Regions from separate parts of the Homo sapiens genome. Here all the other regions are linked to region 4. A link is a loop called in an ENCODE intact Hi-C map of the cell type or tissue named here. Cell type or tissue: dorsolateral prefrontal cortex. All regions are shown on one strand.

Region 1 (5,000 bases), 100 kb before region 4:
AGAAATCATTTTGGCAACCAGGCGCGGTGGCTTAGGCCTGTAATCCCAGCACTTTGGGAGGCCAAGGCAGGTGGATCATGAGGTCAGAAGTTCGAGACCAGCCTGGCCAACATGGCAAAATCCCGTCTCTACTAAAAATATAAAAATTAGCCAACGTGGTGGTGGGTGCCTGTAGTCCCAGCTACTTAGGAGGCTGAGGCAGGAGAATCCCTTGAACCCGGGAGGCAGAGGGTGCAGTGAGCTGAGATCGAGCCACTGTCCTCCAGCCTGGGCAACAGGGCAAGACTCTGCTTCAAAAAAAAAAATAATAGAAAAGGAAAAAAGCAGAAGACAATTCACTGAAAATATTTATTATTAGAGATTTATGACGTTATTCCTAATACATTTTCCACGTGTTTGAAAACTGAACTGAGTGCAAGGATTGATGTTTCTACGGCTCTTCACAGTTTATCAAAAACATCTCTGTACATCTTTGGAGCCTCACGATCTCCCTGGGAGGAAGAAGAAGGGGCTGAGTTAGTCCCACGGTGCCCAGAAGGCACCCAACGTATCCAGGTCTGCCCAGGACTTTTCCAGAGTTAGCCTGAAAGTCCTGCATCCTGGGAAGTCCCTCAGCCCCAGCTCAGCTGGTACGGGCAGTCTCTGAGCAGAACCAGGCTGGCACCACATGCCTGAGGCTGCGACCAGGAACTCCCCACCTCGGGGGACTCGGGGGGACCCTGCCACCATCACTGACAGGACAAGCTCCAGGGCCAAAGCTGTTCCTGCAAACACCGTGGTTTATATGAAATCCTTGCCTCCCTCTGGAGCCTGGAATCCTGGCATGGGTCAGGCAGCAGGGGCAGCAGAACCAGCCCCCATAGGAACGTGGGTGCTGGGTCTCTGGGAGCCTCGCTGGTGACAGTGCTTTGGGCTGTTGTCCCAGCTCGCTGCTGGGGATGTGGCGTGTCCCGCGTGACACATGGGGAGAGGGCCTGGAAGCTGGGCCTAGAAGCCGGGCCTGGCCTCCCCGACCCACCCCACGAGCCTTTCCCTTCCCAAACTCTGCTCTGTGCTCCATGTCCTCTTGCTGGGACAAACCACAGTCACAAGGAGGCCTCATGCGGAGTCCAGGGTCCTCCCAGCGAGTCGCCCCATCTCTACAAAATGACCCCATCTTGACAAAAAAAATTTAAAAATTAGGAGGGTGTAGTGGTGCCCGCCTGTGACCCCAGCTACTCGAGAGGCTGAGATGGGAGGATCGCTTGATCCTGGGAGATCAAGGTTGCTGTGAGCTAGGATTGCACCACTGCACTCCAGCCTAGGCAACAGAGTGCAATCCTGTCTGAGAAAAAATAAAAATAAATGCCACATGGGGCCAGGCACGGTGGCTCACACCTGTAATCCCATCACTTTGGGGGGCCGAGGTGGGAGGATCACCTGAGGTCACGAGTTCGAGACCAGCCGGGTCAACATGTTGAAATCCTGTCTCTACTAAAAATACAAAAATTAGCCAGGTGTGGTGGTGGGCGCCCGTAATCCCAGCTACTTGGGAGGCTGAGGCAGGAGAATCGTTTGAACCCGGGAGGCGGAGGTTGCAGTGAGCTGAGATCATGCCACTGCACTCTAGCCTGGGTGACAGAACGAGACCCTGTCTCAAAAAAAAAAAAAAAAAAAAAAGCCACTTGGGATCCAGGATAGGATCCTAAAACAGAAAAAGGACATTAGAAGAAAAAAACCGTGAAACTGGGATAAAGAGTGAAATTTAGCTTATAGAAATGTACCCACATGGGCTTCTTGGTGGTCACAAGTATATGGTCCAGCCTGGGCAACATAGCAAGACCCCATCTGCCATCTCTATAAAAACAATGTAAAAATTAGCTGGGCATGGTGGTGCAAACCTGTAGTCCCAGCTACTTGGGAGGCCGAGGCAGGAGGATCACTTGAGCCCAGGAGGTCGAGGCTGCAGTGATCTGCGATTGTGCCACTGCACTCCAGCCTGGGCAACAGAGCACGGCACTGTCTCAAAAACAGACCAACCCCAAATGCATGGTGACTTCATAAGATGCTAACATAAGGGAAAACTGGTGAGAGGTAGACAGGAAATCTCTGGATTTCTTTGCAACTCTTCTGAAAATCTAAAATTAAAAGTTCATTTAAAAAAAATGCAGACTTTTTAAAATGCTAGTTTCCGTTCTACGAGCTCAGGGTAATTTACCATCAATAAAAGGTAGGGATAGGGAGCTGAAATCCTCACTGTCACCTGCAGGTGGTGCCCTTGCCACAGGAATGCCCTGGCACCCTTGGGCTCTGGCAGCAGCTGGAATCTTGCAGGATCTGCTACACCAGGGCCTGCCACTCAGGACAGCAGCAGCTCAGGGCAGCAGGGATGAGTGATGAAAGGGCTGGAGCGGCATGCCCACGGGGCTGCAGGAGGCCCAGACTCCTGCCCTCCACCTTGCAGGGCAGCTATGAACATAATCCTTCAACTCTGAATCATGTGTTTTTTTTTTTGTTTTTTGTTTTTTGTTTTTTTTGAGACAGGGCCTCACTCTATTGCCCAGGCTGGAGTGCAATGGTGTAATCACAGCTCACTGCAGCCTCCACCTCCTGGGCTCAAGCGATCCTCCTTCCTCAGCCTCCTGAGGAGCTGGGCCTACAGGTGGGCATCACTGTTGTAGTTTTTATGTTCTGGGAAGGGGGAAGGAATGTGCTTAATTTGTGGGCTAATTTTTAATTTTTTAAAAATAGAGACAGGGTCTTTGCTATGTTATCCAGCCTGGTCTTGAACTCCTGGGCTCAAGTGATCCTCTCACCACCTTGTCCTCTGAAAGGGCTGGGATTACAGGTGTAGCCATTTCACCTGGACAACCTTAAATTACTGAATGAATTTGAAGTGGTCTGGTGCGCCCTTCAACTCACTACCCTGCCAGCGACACCGTACACAACTAGGGCACATCTTATCAAAACCAGCAAACTGAGAGAGGCGGATACATTCAGTGTAGACGCTCACCCCTAGGAATTATTATTATTATTATTACTTTTTGAGACGGAGTCTTGCTCTGTCACCCAGGCTGGAGTGCGATCTCAGCTCACTGCAAGCTCCACCTCCCAGGTTCAAGCAATTCTCCTGCCTCAGCCTCCTGAGTAGCTGGGATTACAGGCACCTACCACCACCCCCGGCTAATTTTTGTATTTTTAGTAGAGACGGGGTTTCACCATGTTGGTCAGGCTGGTCTTGAGCCCCTGACCTCATGATCCACCCGCCTCAGCCTCCCAAAGTGCTGGGATTACAGGCGTGAGCCACCGCGCCCAGCCAGGAATCATTATTTTTAAACAGCCTTATTGTGAACTAACGCCTGTACCATACAACTCGCCCACTTGAAGTGTATAATTCATTGTTTTCAGTATATTTGCAAAACTGGCCAACCATCACCTTTATGTAGTTCCAGAACATTCTCATCACCCTACAAAGAAGCCCCCTCGCCATCAGCCCCCGATCCCCAGCCCCGGCCCCCACGCACACCCTCCCTGACTCTGCGGATGGGTCTGTCCTGGACATTTCATAGAAATGGGGTCACACACTGTGTGGCCTTTTGTGTCTGGTGTCTCTCACTGAGTGTGACGTCCTCAAGGTGCATCCATGCTGTGACCTGTGTCAAAGACTCGCTCCTTTCCATGGCTGAGTCTTACTCCTCCTGAGTATGGAAGGACGTGTTTTTTAAATCCATTCACCGGCGGATGGACAATCGGCTCGTTCCTTCTTGTTGGCAATTGTGAATCTGCTGCTGTGAATATTCGTGTCATAGGAATCTTTTTTTTTTTTTTTTTTGAGACAGAGTCTCGTTCTATCCCCCAGGCTGGAGTGCAGTGGGGCACGATCTCGGCTCACGGCAACCTCCACCTCCCGAGTTCAAGCGATTCTCCTGCCTCAGCCTCCAGAGTAACTGGGATTTCAGGTACCCACCACCATGCCTGGCTAGCTTTTTTTGTATTTTTAGTAGAGACGGGGTTTCCTCATGTTGGCCAGGCTGGTCTTGAACTCCTGACCTCAGGTGATCCGCCAGCCTTGGCCTCCCGAAGTTGTTGGGATTACAGGCAACAATGATTCCCAGCCCTAGGAATCATTTTTAAGATGAGTTCTCACTCTCTGCCTTCACTGCAAACCTCCCTGTCCCCAGCCCTTTAACCCCAGCCCCTGGCTGTCCTCAAGACCTTGGACTTGGCAGTGAGGCGATCCCTGCGGATGCCCCTTGGTCTGCACTCGGCCTCAGAGCAGCTTGGGTCAGAGGCGAGCACAGCGTGGGTGAAGCCGCATCCCAGCCGCTCTGTCCTCGGGCCTTGAGCCGCACCAGCTGGCGCCAGGCTGTCCCCCAGCGACCTTCAGCGGCTCACTCAGCCTGACAGAAACGCTGTGTTTTCATGTTCCCTGTGTGGACAAATCACAATCGACCCGGGCGGCCAGCAGTGGAGACAAGGAGGAGAGACCTCTCCGCGGGGGTTAGGTCCCCTCAGAAACTGCCGAGCTGGGGCAACACGAACCGCTGGGACCTCCTGTTCATAAATTAGTATGGATTTCAAGGCGCCAATAGCCCGGCTTTAAACCCAGCTCAGGGCCCTGGGCACCTATGGGCAGCTGGCCCTTCCACCCAGCAGGCAGGCAAGTCTCAGACACAGGCAAGAAACACTCCAGGTAGCAGGTGCCGAATGTCAGCAGGGAGAGATCAGTCCCCCTTGGGACACAGAGGCCATGGACAGTGGTGGTGGTCAGGGGACCTCGTGTACGAAGGGCTGCCACCGCCTCCCGGCCCTCCCCACTGTGTCCTGGAGGCACTTCTCCAGATCTCTGTCCGACTTCCTTCCTTCCTTCCTTCCTTTCCTTCCTTCCTTCCTTCCTTCCTTCCCTCCCTCCCTCCATCCCTCCCTCCCTACCTTCCCTCCATCCCTCCCTCCCTCCCTCCCTACCTTCCCTCCATCCCTCCCTCCCTCCCTTCCCTCCATCCCTCCCTCCCTCCCTTCCC
Region 2 (5,000 bases), 54 kb before region 4:
GGTGACAGAGCGAGACTCTGCCTCAAAAAAAAAAAAAAAGAAAGAAAGAAAAAAAGAAAGAAAAGAAAAGCAGACTTTCAACTAATTAACATACATCAAAGGTAGTCTTTTTCTACTTTACCATCTTCCAAAGAGTAACTGTACAGAAACTCCAAAAAGGTAGCCATTTCTGCAAACCAGGGTCTCTCCCCTGGGCACTGTGGACATCGGAGCTCTGGACTATTCTCTGGGGTGCGGCCATCCTGGGCACTGCAGGGCGCTGAGCAGTGTCCATGGCATCCACCCACTCCATGCCAGGAGCAGCCCCGGTTGTGACAGCCACAAATGTCCCCAGACGTTGCTCAGTGTCCCCTGAAGGCCAGAATCACCCCCAGGGACAAGCTCTGATTTAGGGCATGGCTGGACATGAGACAGAGACAGCACCAGATAAATGCGTCAAGGGTTAAAGAATGAACGCCCACATTCTACCCACAACCCCCCCAAGTCTCTAATCAAATGCCGCCTCCTCTTGGAGGCTCTCAGAGGTCGAGGTCCCTGTCTTCATTTTGTAAACCCATCACTCGACACAATATCAGACACTTAATATTGTGTTGTGAACGTTAATAAATGTCTGTAAAATAAATGACTCTGACCTTGAAACGGCAATGTCTCTATGCCTAAGAAATCTTGGTTGTTTGAGGATAAAATTATCTTCCTTTCTCTCTCTGGGGTTGGGCTACATTTGAGATTGTAAGGCTGGGTAAGCACAGGGGATTTGGGTCAGAAATGTCAAGGCTATCTGGAATTGGTGACACTATTTTTGGAGGAATCTACATTTTGGGGAGATTTTTTTGTTGCTTTTTTTTGGGGGGGGGCAGGGAATAGCACTTAACTAGTTCAACCATAGTTTTTAGGGGAAAAAAAAAAGTTTTAGTTGAAAGGATCTGTTCTACCATAGCCTGGTATAGAGCAGTGGTTCTCAACCCCAGATGACTGTGGACAATGTCTGGGGACATCGGTGGCTGTCACAACTCAGAGATGCTCCTGGCGTGGAGTGGGTGGAGCCCAGAGACGCTGCTCAGCACCCTGCAGTGCCCAGGACGGCCCCACCCCAGAGAACAATCCGGTCCCCCCTATCTGCAGTACTAAGAGGGAGCCCCTACATTATTTGGGAAAAAAATCAAGTCTGCTTCCTGATCACACTAGACACCAGAATAAACTCCCAATGGGGCAGACAGTGTAAATCAGGGGGACCCCCAGCTTCTGGGGCTCACCTCCTCTCTCCCTCCCCACTCAGGGTGTGGATTTCAATGTGTGCAGCCTCCTGGGACCTCAGCAGGGCAGAGGATCATGGGACGCGGAGTCTCTTGGAGTCCGTGGACTCCCCTAGCCCAGGTGTGATCTGCTCCCTGAGGGACACTGGGCTATGTCTGGGGACATCTGTGGTTGTCACAACTGGAGGTGCTCCTGGCGTGGAGTGGGTGGAGGCCAGGGACGCTGCTCGGCACCTCAGGACCTGCAGTGCCCAGGACAGCCCTGCCCCAGAAAATGACCCTACTCAGGCCATCACAGGGTAGGGTTGAACTCGAGCTCAGGAGTTCGAGACCAGCCTAGGCAATACAGGGGGACCTCCACGTTTACAAAAAAAAGTTTTAATTAGCTGGGCATGGTGGCGTGCATCTGTAGTCCCAGCTACTCTGGGAGGCTGAGGTGGGAGGATTGCTTGAGCCCGGAGTTTGAGGCTGCAGTGAGCCAGGCTGAGAAAATGTGTGGTGAGTGGCATGGGGAGACCTAGCGCCCTCTGTGTACCCACCAAGATGGGCCAGTCTCCACCAATCCGTTCCCTGGCAAACTTGTATTCTACTCAAAGCTTCCTCGTGGCCTCCTGTCTGGACCTTCCGCAGCCCCCTCTCTACCCCCCTGGACGACTTCTTATCACCCCTGCACCTATTCAGCTCCTAGAACACACAGGCCCGAGGCCCCCACCTCTGTGCCACCCTGGGCTCAGGCCCCTCTGACCCAGACTGCCATCTCCACGGCCCCCACACCAGCACACAGATGCCTCATTCACGTGGTGCTCCCAGGGCCTGGCACCAGTTCTGAGGCTTAAAATAGGCACACAACGGGCCTTTGTCGGATAGAGGAAGGAAGGAAGGAGCGTTTCAGACAAAGGAGACAGCAACAGCAGCGTCCAGGAAACCCAGGGGCACCGGGGAGGTGGATGGAGCCAAGTGGGGGTGGGGTACTTGAAGGGTCAGAGGGCAGGGCCAGGCCATGCAGGACCCTGAAGACCCCATGAGGAACTGGGGTGCCATCATGTGGGTGCTGACTTGATAGGAGGCAGGGAAGTGACCGTCTGATCAGTGCCCAGGAAGCTTACTAGGAAGGTCCTGCTGGAGCTGGAGAAACCAGAGGCTGATTCGTCACCTCGGAGTCTCCCGCCAGGGATGATGAGGCTCTCGGCTCAAGAGGGAGCACTGAGATGGGAAAGAAAGCAGACAGAAGGGGCCGGGCATGGGGGCTCACGCCTGTAATCCCAGCACTTTGGGAGGCCGAGGCGGGCAGATCACCTGAGGTCAGGAGTTCGAGACCAGCCTGGGCAACATGGTGAAACCCTGTTTCTACTAAACATAAAAATTATCTGGGTGTGGTGGTGCATGCCTGTAATCCCAGCTACTCGGGAGGCTGAGGCAGGAGAATCACTGGAACCTGGGAGGTGGAGGTTGCAGTGAGCCGAGATTGCACCACTGCACTCCAGCCCGGGAGACAGAGCAAGACTCCGTCAAAAAAAAAGAAAAGAGAGAAAGAGAGAGAGGAGAGAGAGGGGAGAGAGGGGAGAGAGGGAAGAGAGGAGAGAGAGGAGAGAGAGAAAGAAAAAGAAAAAAGAAAGAAAGAGAAGGAGAGAAAGAAAAAGAGAGAGAGAGAAAGAAAGAAAGAAAGAAAGAAAGAAAGAAAGAAAGAAAGAAAGAAAGAAAGAAAAGAAAGAAAAGAAAGAAAGAAAGGAAAGGAAGGGAAGAAAGAAAGGAAAGACGAAGGAAGAAGGAAGGAAGGAAGGAAAGAAAGAAAGAAAGAGAAAGAAAGAACCACTAAACAAACATCCCAAGCTTCAGTGCAGTGGACTGCCTGTGCCCAGGAAAAAGCCATTTACATCCCAGCACTGTGCTCCATTGCCCAAAGGCAAAAGCGGCCGAGCGTGTGTTGCTGAATGGATGGATGAGCACAGCCCGGCCTGTCCACGCACCGGAACACGACTCAGCCCTGAAAAGGGTCGAGGCTCTGACGCAGGCCACAGCACGGATGCACCTTGAGCATGTCACACGCAGTGAGAGACACCAGACACAAAAGGCCACACAGTGTGTGACCCATTTCTTTGAAATGTCTAGGACAGGCCAGTCCAGAGACAGGAGGGAGAGGCGTGGGTGCCAGGGCTGGGGGAGGGGGTGGAGAGTCCCCCTCATGGGGACAAAAGATTTTACTAGGTGATGGAATGTTTTTTTGTTTGTTTGTTTTTTGAGACAGAGTCTCGCTCTGTTGCCCAGGCTGGAGTGCAGTGCTCACCGCAACCTCCGCCTCCCAGGTTCAAGCGATTCTCCTGCCTCAGCCTCCTGAGTAGCTGGGATTACAGGCGCCCGGCTAATTTTTGTATTTTTACTAGCGACAGGGTTTCGCCATGTTGGCCAGACTGGTCTCGAACTCCTGACCTCAACTGATCCACCTGCTTCGGCCTCCCAAAATGCTGGGATCACAGGAATGTTCTGAAAGGGGCTTATAGGGATGTTTGCACAGCTGATAAACTTATTTAAAAGATGGAATTGCATCCTTAAAAGGTCTGAATGTTATGAAGTGTAAATTATACCTCAATTTTTGTCATAAAAAGCAGTAAGACTTTTCCTTTTGCGAGGTTCAAGTAACTGTTCGTGGAAGCGTCTCGGAGCTGCCCACGAACCCCACCGCCCATCCGTGTCAGGAGCCGATGTGGGGGAGCAACCACACAGAGAGAGCGTGGCCCACTCACGCCGCAGGATGGGGGAGGAGGAGGACAGGAGTGACCCCTCGGGGGCCGCTGTGTGACTGAGGATGGGTCAGCCCATCTCCTTAGCTCTCACACTCATCGGTAGGGTCTCCTGGGTGACGTAAACCATGAACACTTTTCTCTAACCCTTAAGAGACAGAGGCCAGGCCAAAGAGTGCATGTATAAAAAGCAGTGACAAGTGAAGTCAAGAAATGTCAACGAGCGGGGAGAGGCGCCCGACATCAACAAGGACGCAGAATTGCAGAAATCAGCCGTGAAAGGACACAGCGGCCGGGCGCGGTGGCTCACGCCTGTCACCCCAGCACTTTGGGAGGCTGAGGTGGGTGGATGACCTAAGGTCAGGAGTTCGAGGCCAGCCTGGCCAACATGGTGAGGGCCCCGTCCCCCCCCCCGCCCGTCTCTACTAAAAATACAAAAATTAGCCGGGCGTGGTGGCACATGCCTGTAATGGAAGCTACTCGGGAGGCTGGGGCAGGAGAATCGCTTGAACCCGGGAGGCGGAGGTTGCAATGAGACAAGATGGCGCCACTGCACTCCAGCCTGGGCAATGAACGAGACCACATCTCAAAAACAAAAGACAGGCCGGGTGCGGGGGCTCATGCTTATAATCCCAGCACTTTGGGAGGTCGAGGCAGGTGGATCACCAGAGGTCAGGAGTTCCAGACCAGCCTGGCTAACATGGTGAAACTCCGTCTCTACTAAAAATACAAAAATTAGCTGGGTGTGGTGGTGGGTGCCTGTAGTCCCAGCTACTCGGGAGGCTGAGGCAGGAGAATGGCTTGAACCCAGGAGGCAGAGGTTGCAGTGAGCCGAGATCGCACCACTGTACTCCAGCCCGGGCAACGGAATGAGACCATGTCTCAAAAAAAAAAGGACAGGCCGGGCGCGGTGGCTCACGCCTGTAATCCCAACACTTTGGGAGGCCGAGGTAGGTGGATCACCTGAGGTCAGGAGTTTGAGACCAGCCTGGGCAATATGGTGAAACCC
Region 3 (5,000 bases), 86 kb before region 4:
CCAAGAGGCAGAGGTTGCAGTGAGCCAAGATTGTGCCACTGCACTCTAGCCTGGCTGACAAAGTGAGACTCCATTAAAAAAAAAAAAAAAAAAAAAGGAAGGAAGGAAGGAAAAAAGGAAAGAAGGAAGGAACGACTCATTTGGGCATTTTGCCCTCCTGTCAAGGCCAGTTGGAAGCTGAGGCCTCCACCAACAGCCACATGAGGGCGCCCTCTTGAAAGCAGCTCCTCCAGCTCCAATCGAGCCTTCAGATGATACAGCCCCAGCACATTCACTGCCAGAATCACCCAGTGGAGCTGCTTCCTAACTCCTGAGTGAGGGTGGAAAAAACTCAAACTCAAATTGCTTTTCCTCTTGCTCTCACATCAACAGCAATCAACATGGCCAGGTGCAGTGGCTCACGCCTGTAATCCCAGCACTTTCAGAGGCCAAGGCAGGTGGATCACTTAAGATCAGGAGTTTGAGACCAGCGTGACCAACACGGTGAAACCCTGTCTCTACCAAAAATACAAAAATTAGCCAGGCGTGGTTGTGGGCACCTGTAATCTCAGCTACTCAGGAGGCTGAGGCAGGAGAATCACTTGAACCTGGGGGGCGGAGGCTGCAGTGAGCAGAGATTGCACCATTGCACTCCAGTCTGGGCGACAGAGCGAGACTCCATCTCAAAAAAAAAAAAAAAAAAAAATCAACCCAAGATATTTCTGTGACCAAATGTGAGAGGAGTTTCCCCACACACCAGCTAGCTGTCCCCTAATTCGATTCAGTTCAATTCAATTCAGGTGCTATCTACCTGGAGACAGCCTTGGACCCCACAGGTTGAGGGCTAAATCCCCCCACAAGACTGCCCCTAACCTCTTCAGATACCAGTAGCAAGTTTGGGCCTCCAGAACTTCCAACTGACCAGCTTGAAGTTAGGGTTGGGTTTAATTTACTACAGCAGCTCTCGGAATTCAGGGAAACACATTTACTGGTTTAATATAAAGCATATTACAAAGAATACAGACGAAAAGATGCATAGGATGAGGTATAGGGAAGAAGGGCAAAGCTTCCTTGGCATGCTACCCTTCAGGAACCTCCATGTGCTCAGCTATCTCAAAGTTCTCCAAACCCCGTCCTTTTGAAGTTTTATGGAGGCTTTACTTCATAGGCATGACTGATCGCGTCACTGGCCACTGGTCATCACCTCAACCTTCAGCCCTTCTCCCCTCCCCAGAGGCTGGAGGGTACAGCTAAAGGTTCCAGCCCTCTCATCCTGCCTTGATCTTTCTGGTGGCCAGACCATTCCTGAAAATAACTAGAAGCTGTCAGCCATCAGTCGACTTATCATCATACAAAAAGACATGACTTTGCAGATTCCAAGGATTTTAGGAGTTCTGCACCAGAAAAAAATCAGGACAAAGACCAAATAATATAATAAATATAATGCAAGTAATATAATATCCCACTGACCCACAGAAACTGCAGGATAGTAAATGCTTGCTGTTTAAGCTAAGTGTTGGGGTAATTTGTTACACAGTGATAGATAACTGGTACATCTGCAAAGGGAAGGAAGGGCTGATCCACATGACTCCTCCAAGCAGATGTTGCTATAGTTTGAATGTGTCTCCCAAAAAGCATATTGTAGAAACTTTAATTCCCAATGCCACCATGTTGAGAGGTGAGAACTTTAAGAGGTGATTAGGTTATGAAGGCCCTACCCTCATTAATGCCATCTCTCTTTCTCTCTCCCTCTCACCCTTTCTCTCTCTCTCCCCCCCCTCCTCTTTCTTCCCCAGTTCCCCAATCTTTCATATATGTGCTCTTTTGCCCTTCCACCTCTGACGCAGCAAGAAGGCCCTCACCAGATGCCAGCACCTCGACATTGGACTTCCCAGTCCCTAGAACCGTTAAGAAACAAATCTCTATTATTTATAAATTATCCAGTCTATGGCATTCCATTATAGCAGCACAAAATAAAGACAGGTGTGTAGTCAAACATTACCTTTTCCTAAAAGCCAGCAATTGGATTTTTCATTTTCTTGTTTTTCCAATATCTATCAACCTGATAATTGGGAGAGATGCAAAAGCCCAGATGGATAAGGTACATTCACTGAGGGCAAATCAGAAGAATGACCAGGCCAAGAAAATGATTCATTTTGGCATTTTGCAAATTATCAAGATATGCATGCCAGCACCAGTTTTTAAAACTGAACAAATCCACTGGCTTTTATCTATTTCCTACTAAAGCAACGTGGCTTGATCTTGACACTATTAAACTGGGGCTTGATTATTCTCTGGGGTGGGGCCGTTCTGGGCACTGCACAGTGCTGAGTAGCATCCCTGGTCTCCACCTACTCCAGGCCAGGAGCACCCCCAAGTCACGGTACCCACAAATGTCCCCAGACATTACCAGTGTCCCCCAGGGGGCAGGCTTGCCCCCAGTTGAGACCCAATGCTCTAAGGCATGTCCCTCAAGGGCAGGACAGCCAGGGACCTGACATTTGATGACAGGCCTATCCTCCACCGCCCCCCAGGCCCGGCTGCACTTCCTCCTCTGGGAACTGAGTGGGCAGGACGGGCTGTCAGAGCCCCCTTCCCTTCCCACGCTGACATTCTGCCAGCACGTGGCAGGGGCGTCTTGTCTCGTTGGAGGCTGGATATAGAAACACAGCCCTGTCCTTTGTGCCATCGCTGAAGTTGTCAACCTCAGCCTTCACTCATCACCACAGCAACCATCTAAATATGTCACCAGCAAAGTGCTGATTGCAAAGGAAGGGGGCAGAGAGGCCTGGACGGGCTCTCACCCAGGTGCAGGCGCAGGGGAGGTGCCGGGACTGGGGGAGTGACGTGGCTGCTTCAGAGCCACGAGACTGATGACGGCCAGGCCGGGCGTGACCTGGAACAGGCTCCACTGCACCCTGGGGCACACAGAACAAAGGGGCAGGCCTGCTTGACCCTGAGGGTTCAAGGTCTCTGTGAGCCGAGGTCAAGGAGGGGGAAGGAACAATCAGACGGTTGGCTCTGTGTCCTGCACCCTCAGTGCTCTAGAGACCCTCCTCACCCAGTCCTCTAGGTCACTCTGGGAGGATGGCCCCGGCTGACACCGTCTGCCCCATCGGGAATCTATTCTGGTGTCTACTGTGAGCAGGGAGCAAACTCATTTTTTTGCCAGTTAATGCAAGGTCTCTCCCCTGGAAACCGTGGACATTCAGAGCTGGGTCATTCTCTAGGGTGCAGCTGTCCCGGACACTGCAGGGTGCTGAGCAGTGTCCCTGGCCTCCACCCACTCCACGCCACGACCATCCTCAAGTTGTGACAACGACAAATGTCCTCAGACAACACCCAGTGTCCCCTGGGGCAGAATCACCCTCAGTTGACACCCCCTGAATTAGGAAATTCCACGGACCCCCAAGATACTCTGTCCCCTGATCTTCTGTCCTGCTGAGGTCCCAGGAGGCTGCACACATTGAAATCCACACCTTTAGTTGGGGGGAGGGAGAGAGGAGGTGAATCCCACGAGCTGGGGTCCCCTGGTTTACACCGTCTGCCCCATCAGGAGTGTGTCCTGGTGAGCAGGAAGCAGACTCCATTTCTTCTCCAAATAATGAATGCTGAGTCTCTCCTCCCAGGCACGGTGGACACTGGGGCTGTACCATTCTCTGGGATGGAGCCGTCCTGAGCACTGCAGCACGCTGAGCGGCATCCGTGACCTCCAGCCACTGCATGCCCGGAGCACTTCTCAATGGTGACAGCCACAAATGTCCCCAGACATGGCCCAGTGTCCCCTGGGGGGGGGGGGGCAGGATCACCCTGCCGTGCTGGACAGTCCTCGCCACACCCCACCTCTTGGAACTGGAATGTCTGGTGAGACGGGCAACAAGGATTTGGGAAGAGGGCCATGCGGGACAAAAAAAAGAAAGAAAATGAGAACGAACGGATTTCTATTTCCCCTCAATGTGAAAATAGCTCCACTGAGTCCCGAGGAAGGATTGGGTGGGGACGTACGCTCTGGTATGGCCAAGGTGGAGTGCTGGACAAGAGCTACTCCATTCTGACTTCACGACTCGCTGTCTGGCTGGGTGACCTTCAGTCCCTTGCCACTGTCGCTGTGCCTCAGTTTCCCACTCTGTAGAATGCACATCGAAGCAGCATCCACCCTGTGAGACTGGTTTTGGAGATTACATAAATGAGTATCTATAAAATGTTTAAAGTGGTGTCTGAGCCATGGGTCATGGCACATACTGGCTTTATTATTTAGAACCTGGATTACCTCCTTTTATTATTCTTTTTCAATTTATTTTACTTATTTTTTGAGATGGAGTCTTGCTCTGTCATCCAGGCTAGAGTGCAGTGGTGCGAACTTGGCTCACTGCCTCTGCCTCCCGGGTTCAAGTGATTCTCCTGCCTCAGTCCCCCATATAGCCAGTATTAGAGGCGCCCGCCACCACGCCCAGCTAATTTTTGTATTTTTAGTAGAGACAGGGTTTCACCATGTTGGTCAGGCTGGTCTCGAACTCCTGACCTCAGGTGATCTGCCTGCTTCAGCCTCCCAAAGTGCCACCGTGCCCGGCTTATGTTTTAATTTTTATTGTATTTATTTATTCATTTTTATTTTGAGACAGAGTCTTGCTCTTGTCGCCCAGGCTGGAGTGCAGTGGCACGATCTCAGCTCACTGCAAACTCAGCCTCCCGGGTTCAAGGGATTCTCCTGCCTCAGCCTCCCGAGTAGCTGGGATTACAGGCACCTGCCAACATGCCCGGCTAATTTCTGTATTTTTAGTAGAGATGGGGTTTCGCCATGTCGGCCAGGCTGGTCTTAAACTCTTGACCTCAGGTGATCTGCCCACCTCAGCCTCCCAACGTCCTGGGATTACATAGGTGTGAGCCACCATGCCTGCTTTTTTAGTTTTTACTTTTCATAGAGATAGGATCTTGCTATGTTGCCCAGACTGGCCTTGAACTCCTGGGCTCAAGCGATCCTCCCTGCTCAGCCTCCCCAAGTGCTGGGATTACAAGTGTGA
Region 4 (5,000 bases):
GCCGAGGTGGGCGGATCACCTGAGGTTGGGAGTTCGAGACCAGCCTGACCAACATGGAGAAACCCCGTCTCTACTAAAAATACAAAATTAGCCGGGCGTGGTGGCAGGTGCCTGTAGTCCCAGCTACTTGGGAGGCTGAGGCAGGAGAATTGCTTGAACCCGGGAGGCAGAGGTTGTGGTGAGCCGAGATCTCGCCACTGCATTCCAGCCTGGGTAACAAGAGTGAAACTCTGTCTCAAAACAAAAACAAAAACAAAAACAAAAACAAAAAAAAACTTTATGGTTAGCGCTTTTTGCTTTCTAAGAAAATTTTGCCTACCCCAAAATAGACTCTATATTTTCTTCTGAAACCCTTGTGGCTTTACCTTTTGCAGATTGTATTTGTATAACTCTCAAAAACAGGCAGCACCCACCCATGGTATCAAACGCTAGGTCAGTGTCACCCTCTGGGGAGGCAGTGAGTAGCGGGAGTGTGGGGGGACTGGGAGGCAGTGAGTAGCGGGAATGTGGGGGCACTGCTTAGGTTTGGTTTCTTGGTGTAGGTGCCAATGATATGGGCGTGTTCCCCTCATGAAAATTCATCATGATGTTTGCTTCTTTTGAGACAGAGTCTCGCTCTTGTCACCCAGGCTGGAGTGCAGTGGCATGATCTCGGCTCACTGCAACCTCCGCCTCCTGGGTTCAAGCAATTCTCCTGCCTCAGCCTCCCGAGTAGCTGAGATTACAGGTACCCACCACCACGCCCGGCTAATTTTGGTATTTTTTAGTAGAAATGGGGTTTCGCCATGTTAGCCAGGCTGGTCTCGAACTCCTGACCTCAGGTGATCCACCTGCCTCGGCCTCCCAAACTGCTGGGATTATAGGTGTGAGCCACAGCACCCCACCCATGATGTTTGCTTATCATTCACACTTTGGTGTAGGTATGTTACACTTGCATTAAGTCTTTAAAATGCCTGTAGTCCCAGCTACTCAGGAGGCTGAAGTAAGAGGATCACTTGAGCCCAGGAGTCCAAGGCTGCTGTGAGCTATGATGGCGCCACTGCACTCCAGCCTGGGGAACCTATCTCTTAAAGAAAAAAAGAAGAAGGAGAAGGAGAAGAAGGAGAAGCCTGGCACAGTGGCTCACACCTGTAATCCCAACTTTGGGAGGCCAAGGCGGGAGCATCGCTTAAGATCAAGAGTTTGAGACCAGCCTGGGCAACACAGCAAGACCCTATCTCTAGAAAAAAAAAGTATCCAGGCATGATGGCACATGCCTCTAGTCCTGGCTACTCAGGAGGCTGAGGGAGGATTGCTTGAGCCCAGGAGGTCGAGGCTGCGATGAGCTGTGACTGCACCACTGCTCTCCAGCCTGGAAAGAAGACACACAGAAAGAGAGACCTTGTCTCAAAAATAAATAAAAACTGGCTAAGCACAGTGGCTCACGCCTGTATTCCCAGCACTTTAGGAGGCCGAGACAGGTGGATCACCTGAGGCCAGGAGTTTGAGACCATCCTGGCCAACATGGAGAAACCCCGTCTCTACTATAAATACAAAAAAAAAAAAAAATAGCCAGACATGGTGGTGTGTGACTGTAGTCCCACCTACTCTGGAGGCTGAGACATGAGAATCACTTGAACTCAGGAGGCAGAGGTTGCAGTGAGCCAAGATCGTGGCACTGTGCTCTAGCCTGGGCGACAGAGCAAGATTCTGTCTCAAAAAAACAAAAATTAAAATTAAAAAATAATAAATAAGTAAATAAAAATGTATAAAGGTTGAAAAAGCACCATTAACGAAAGAGAGGGAGACAGAGGAACGGGGCTCCCCAAGTCTACCTGGGCTTGGCAAGAATTCGGGACCACCGTGAGCTGATGAGAATTTCTGGTTTCTGGTGGGCTTCGCGGGTCCTCGCGCGCCCACGCTGCCGGGCCTCATGTCTTTGACCCTGCATCCCACAGGTATCTCAGGGCCAGCCTGGCTCCCTGGTCCACTGCGTGCATCCTCTTGGCTCCATCAAAGCACGAGCACCCGGTAGGACATCCCTGCTTCGGAGGATGTTTTCTCCGTGTCATTCTGAAAGGAGACCCGATTCTAAGAGCAAAACTCTAGCAGCAGGGCGGTCCCTAGGCTCTGGCCCAGGTGGCTGCAGAAGGAGCCACGCCTTGTCGATCACAGCCCTGGCAGCTGCGGACGCACGTGGGTGCCCGCGGGAGAGGCCGTGGCTGCCGCGCCCCCTGGCGGCTCCGTGCGGAATCGCCCCGGCTCCCCATTTCCGAGACCACATCCCGGATGCTTGGACTCCAATCCAATGTTAATTTTTTATTATTTAGTTATTTATTTAGAGACGGAGTCTCACTCTGTCGCCCAGGCTGGAGTGCAGTGGCACAATCTCGGCTCACTGCAACCTCTAACTCCCGAGTTCAAGCGATTCTCCTGTCTCAGCCTCCTGAGTAGCTGGGATTACAGGTGTGCACCACCACACCTGGCTAATTTCGTATTTTTAGAGATGGGGTTTCTCCATGTTGGTGAAGCTGGCCTCGAACTCCTGGCCTGAGGTGATCCTCCCGCCTCGGCCTTCCAAAGTGCTGGGATGACAGGCGTGAGCCACTGCGCCCGGCCTTTTTATTATTTATTTTATTATTTTTAATTTTATTATTTTATTTGAGACAGTCTCACTCTGTCGCCCAGGCTGGAGTGCAATGGTGTGATCTCGGCTCACTGCAACCTCCGCCTTCCAGTTCAAGCGATTCTCCTTCCTCAGCCTCCCGAGGAACTGTGATTACAGGCACCTGCCACCACACCCAGCTAATTTTTGTATTTTTAGTAGAGATGGGGTTTCACCATGTTGACCAGGTTCATCTTGATACCATAGTAAAGCAGGAGGAAGGAAGGGAGGACCCATGTACCCCTGAATCTAAAATTTAAAAACAGGCCGGCGCGGCAGCTCACCCCTGTAATCCCAGAAATTTGGGAGGCCGAGGTGGGTGGATCACTAGAGGTGAGGAGTTCGAGACCAACCTGGCCAACGTGGCAAAACCCCATCTCTACTAAAAATACAAAAAAATTAGCCGGGCATGGTGGTACATGCCTGTAATCCCAGCTACTGTGGAGGCTGAGGCAGGAGAATTGCTTGAATCCAGGAGGTTGAGCCTGCAGTGAGCTGAGATCGCCCCACTGCACTCCAGCCTGGGTGACAGAGCGTGACTCTGTCTCAAAAAATAAATAAAATTTAAAAATAATAACTAAAATTAGCTGGGCGTGGTGTCCATGCTTGTAGTCCCAGCTACTTGAAAGGCTGAGGTGGGAGGATCGCTTGAGCCCAGGAGGTTGAGGCTACAGTGAGCTATGCTCACGGTGCTACACTCCAGCCTGGGCAACAGAGCCAGACCCTGTCTCTAAAAAGAATAATTTGACCTAAGATATTTTTGCAAGATGGAGAACAGGATGGGGAAGGTCACTTTGTTTTAGGTTTTCAAGTTACTCAGTTTGGGGTGAAATGTTTTCCTTCAAAGATACCGGGACATTCCAGAGTCAGTGACAAATTATTTTTCCTAATGGCAAAACGGTTTGGGACATGGATTTGACACATTTATCTAGAGAGTACCATGTGTCTGGGCTTCTCCTCCTCTGTACTGTGGACATTTGGGGCTGAATTATTCTGTGGGGTGGGGCCATCTTGGGCACTGCAGGGTGCTGAGCAGCGTCTCTGGCCTCCACCCACTCAATGCCAGGCGCACCCCCCAGTTGTGACAACCACAGATGTCCGCAGACATCGCCCTGTGTCCCGGGGAGGACAACTGCGCCCGTTGAGAAGCACCAATTCTGCAAAAGAGAAAAACACTATTTGTTTCCTCCTCGTGGCTTCCTGGGACTTACCCTGGAGGGGTTTGCAACATAGTCCCTGCTGGGTCAGGCTTTGTAGGAACTGCACCCCAAGCGTACAGAGAAGCAGAGGGCAGAGCCTTCCTAATTCCACGATTACACCTGGAGGTTCAACCTACTCCTGGAGCCCTGAGTCACGACTTACATGAAACCCAAGTTTAATTACCGCTTCTTTGCTCTGCGCATCTCTGACAGGAATATTCAGAACTACCCTATTTCAAACTTGTGTGGGATCAAGCAGCCATTATCTATGACACGCTTCTCATCAAGTCGCGCAGAGAAGCCACTGGTTCTGGGATGAGATGACAGCTCCCCCTCGCCACCCCTCCTCTTCTCCACCCCTTGGTGATTCCAAAACAAACTTTCTGGAGGTCTCTCAAAGGCTTGGGCTGGGTTTGGGGTCAACTGGGAAGAGACTGTGCAGGCTTTCCTGGTGATGGACACGAGATGGGAGGAAATGAGCCGAGGTCGTCTACGAAGACTGAAGAGCGTGCCGGCTGCGGCTGGGATACACGGCTCCTGCAACAGTGTCCACAGGTGTTTCCGGGAGTGGGATTCTCCAAACAGAGGCATCGCGATCACCTGGGCTGCTTGTCTACAGTGCAGATCCGGCCCGGCGCGGTGGCTCACGCCTGTCATCCCAGCACTCTGGGAGGCCAAGGCGGGTGGATCACCTGAGGTCAAGAGTTCAAGACCCGCCTGGCCAACATGGTGAAACCCCCATCTCTACCCAAAATGCAAAAATTAGCTGGGCGTGGCGGCGGGCACCTGTAATTCCAGCTACTGGGGAGGCTGAGGCAGGAGAATCACTTGAACCCAGGAGGCAGAGGTTGCAGTGAGTCAAGATGGCACCACTGCACTCCAGCCTGGGCGACAGAGTGAGACTCTATCTCAAAAGAAAAAAAAAAAATGTAGGCCGGGCGCGGTGGCTCACACCTGTAATCCCAGCACTTTGGGAGGCCGAGGCAGGTGGATCACGAGGTCAGGAGATCGAGACCATCCTCACTAACACGGTGAAACCCCGTCTCTACTAAAAATACAAAAAATTAGCCGGGCTTGGTGGCGGGCGCCTGTGGTCCCAGCTACTCGGGAGGCTGAGGCAGGAGAAGGGCATGAACCCAGGAGGCGGAGCTTGCCGT

Evidence for each region. A loop is a pair of places that touch in the nucleus more often than their neighbours do. Peaks named below come from ENCODE experiments on the same cell type or tissue, not always from the same donor. Only the 100,000 strongest peaks of a DNase experiment are listed, where the experiment ranks them.
Region 1: a loop joins it to region 4, with 10 times the contacts of the local background. A loop is called at or near these places in 103 of 110 quality-filtered maps.
Region 2: a loop joins it to region 4, with 1.8 times the contacts of the local background. A loop is called at or near these places in 15 of 110 quality-filtered maps.
Region 3: a loop joins it to region 4, with 4 times the contacts of the local background. A loop is called at or near these places in 30 of 110 quality-filtered maps.

The regions. Positions count from the first base shown.
Region 1 is chr19:2,646,391-2,651,390 of GRCh38, forward strand. The region is part of intron 1 of GNG7 (G protein subunit gamma 7); the gene reads right to left. Among named protein-coding and RNA genes, the nearest start is that of MIR7850, 18 kb to the left of the region's middle. RefSeq lists a silencer at 4,124-4,299. In dorsolateral prefrontal cortex, CTCF peaks have their summits at 2,259 (motif pointing right) and 2,459; DNase peaks (open chromatin) are centred at 2,281 and 4,337; H3K27ac peaks cover 1,117 bases.
Region 2 is chr19:2,693,392-2,698,391 of GRCh38, forward strand. The region is part of intron 1 of GNG7 (G protein subunit gamma 7); the gene reads right to left. Among named protein-coding and RNA genes, the nearest start is that of GNG7, 6.8 kb to the right of the region's middle. In dorsolateral prefrontal cortex, no CTCF peak of the experiment used is centred here; DNase peaks (open chromatin) are centred at 1,024 and 2,060; H3K4me3 peaks cover 890 bases; H3K27ac peaks cover 5,000 bases.
Region 3 is chr19:2,661,596-2,666,595 of GRCh38, forward strand. The region is part of intron 1 of GNG7 (G protein subunit gamma 7); the gene reads right to left. Among named protein-coding and RNA genes, the nearest start is that of MIR7850, 33 kb to the left of the region's middle. In dorsolateral prefrontal cortex, a CTCF peak has its summit at 2,403 (motif pointing right); DNase peaks (open chromatin) are centred at 2,493, 2,826 and 3,676; H3K4me3 peaks cover 805 bases; H3K27ac peaks cover 3,382 bases.
Region 4 is chr19:2,747,184-2,752,183 of GRCh38, forward strand. No RefSeq gene overlaps it. Among named protein-coding and RNA genes, the nearest start is that of SLC39A3, 9.7 kb to the left of the region's middle. RefSeq lists silencers at 2,173-2,242, 2,253-2,302. In dorsolateral prefrontal cortex, CTCF peaks have their summits at 2,221 (motif pointing left) and 2,420; DNase peaks (open chromatin) are centred at 2,198 and 3,723; H3K4me3 peaks cover 885 bases; H3K27ac peaks cover 1,747 bases.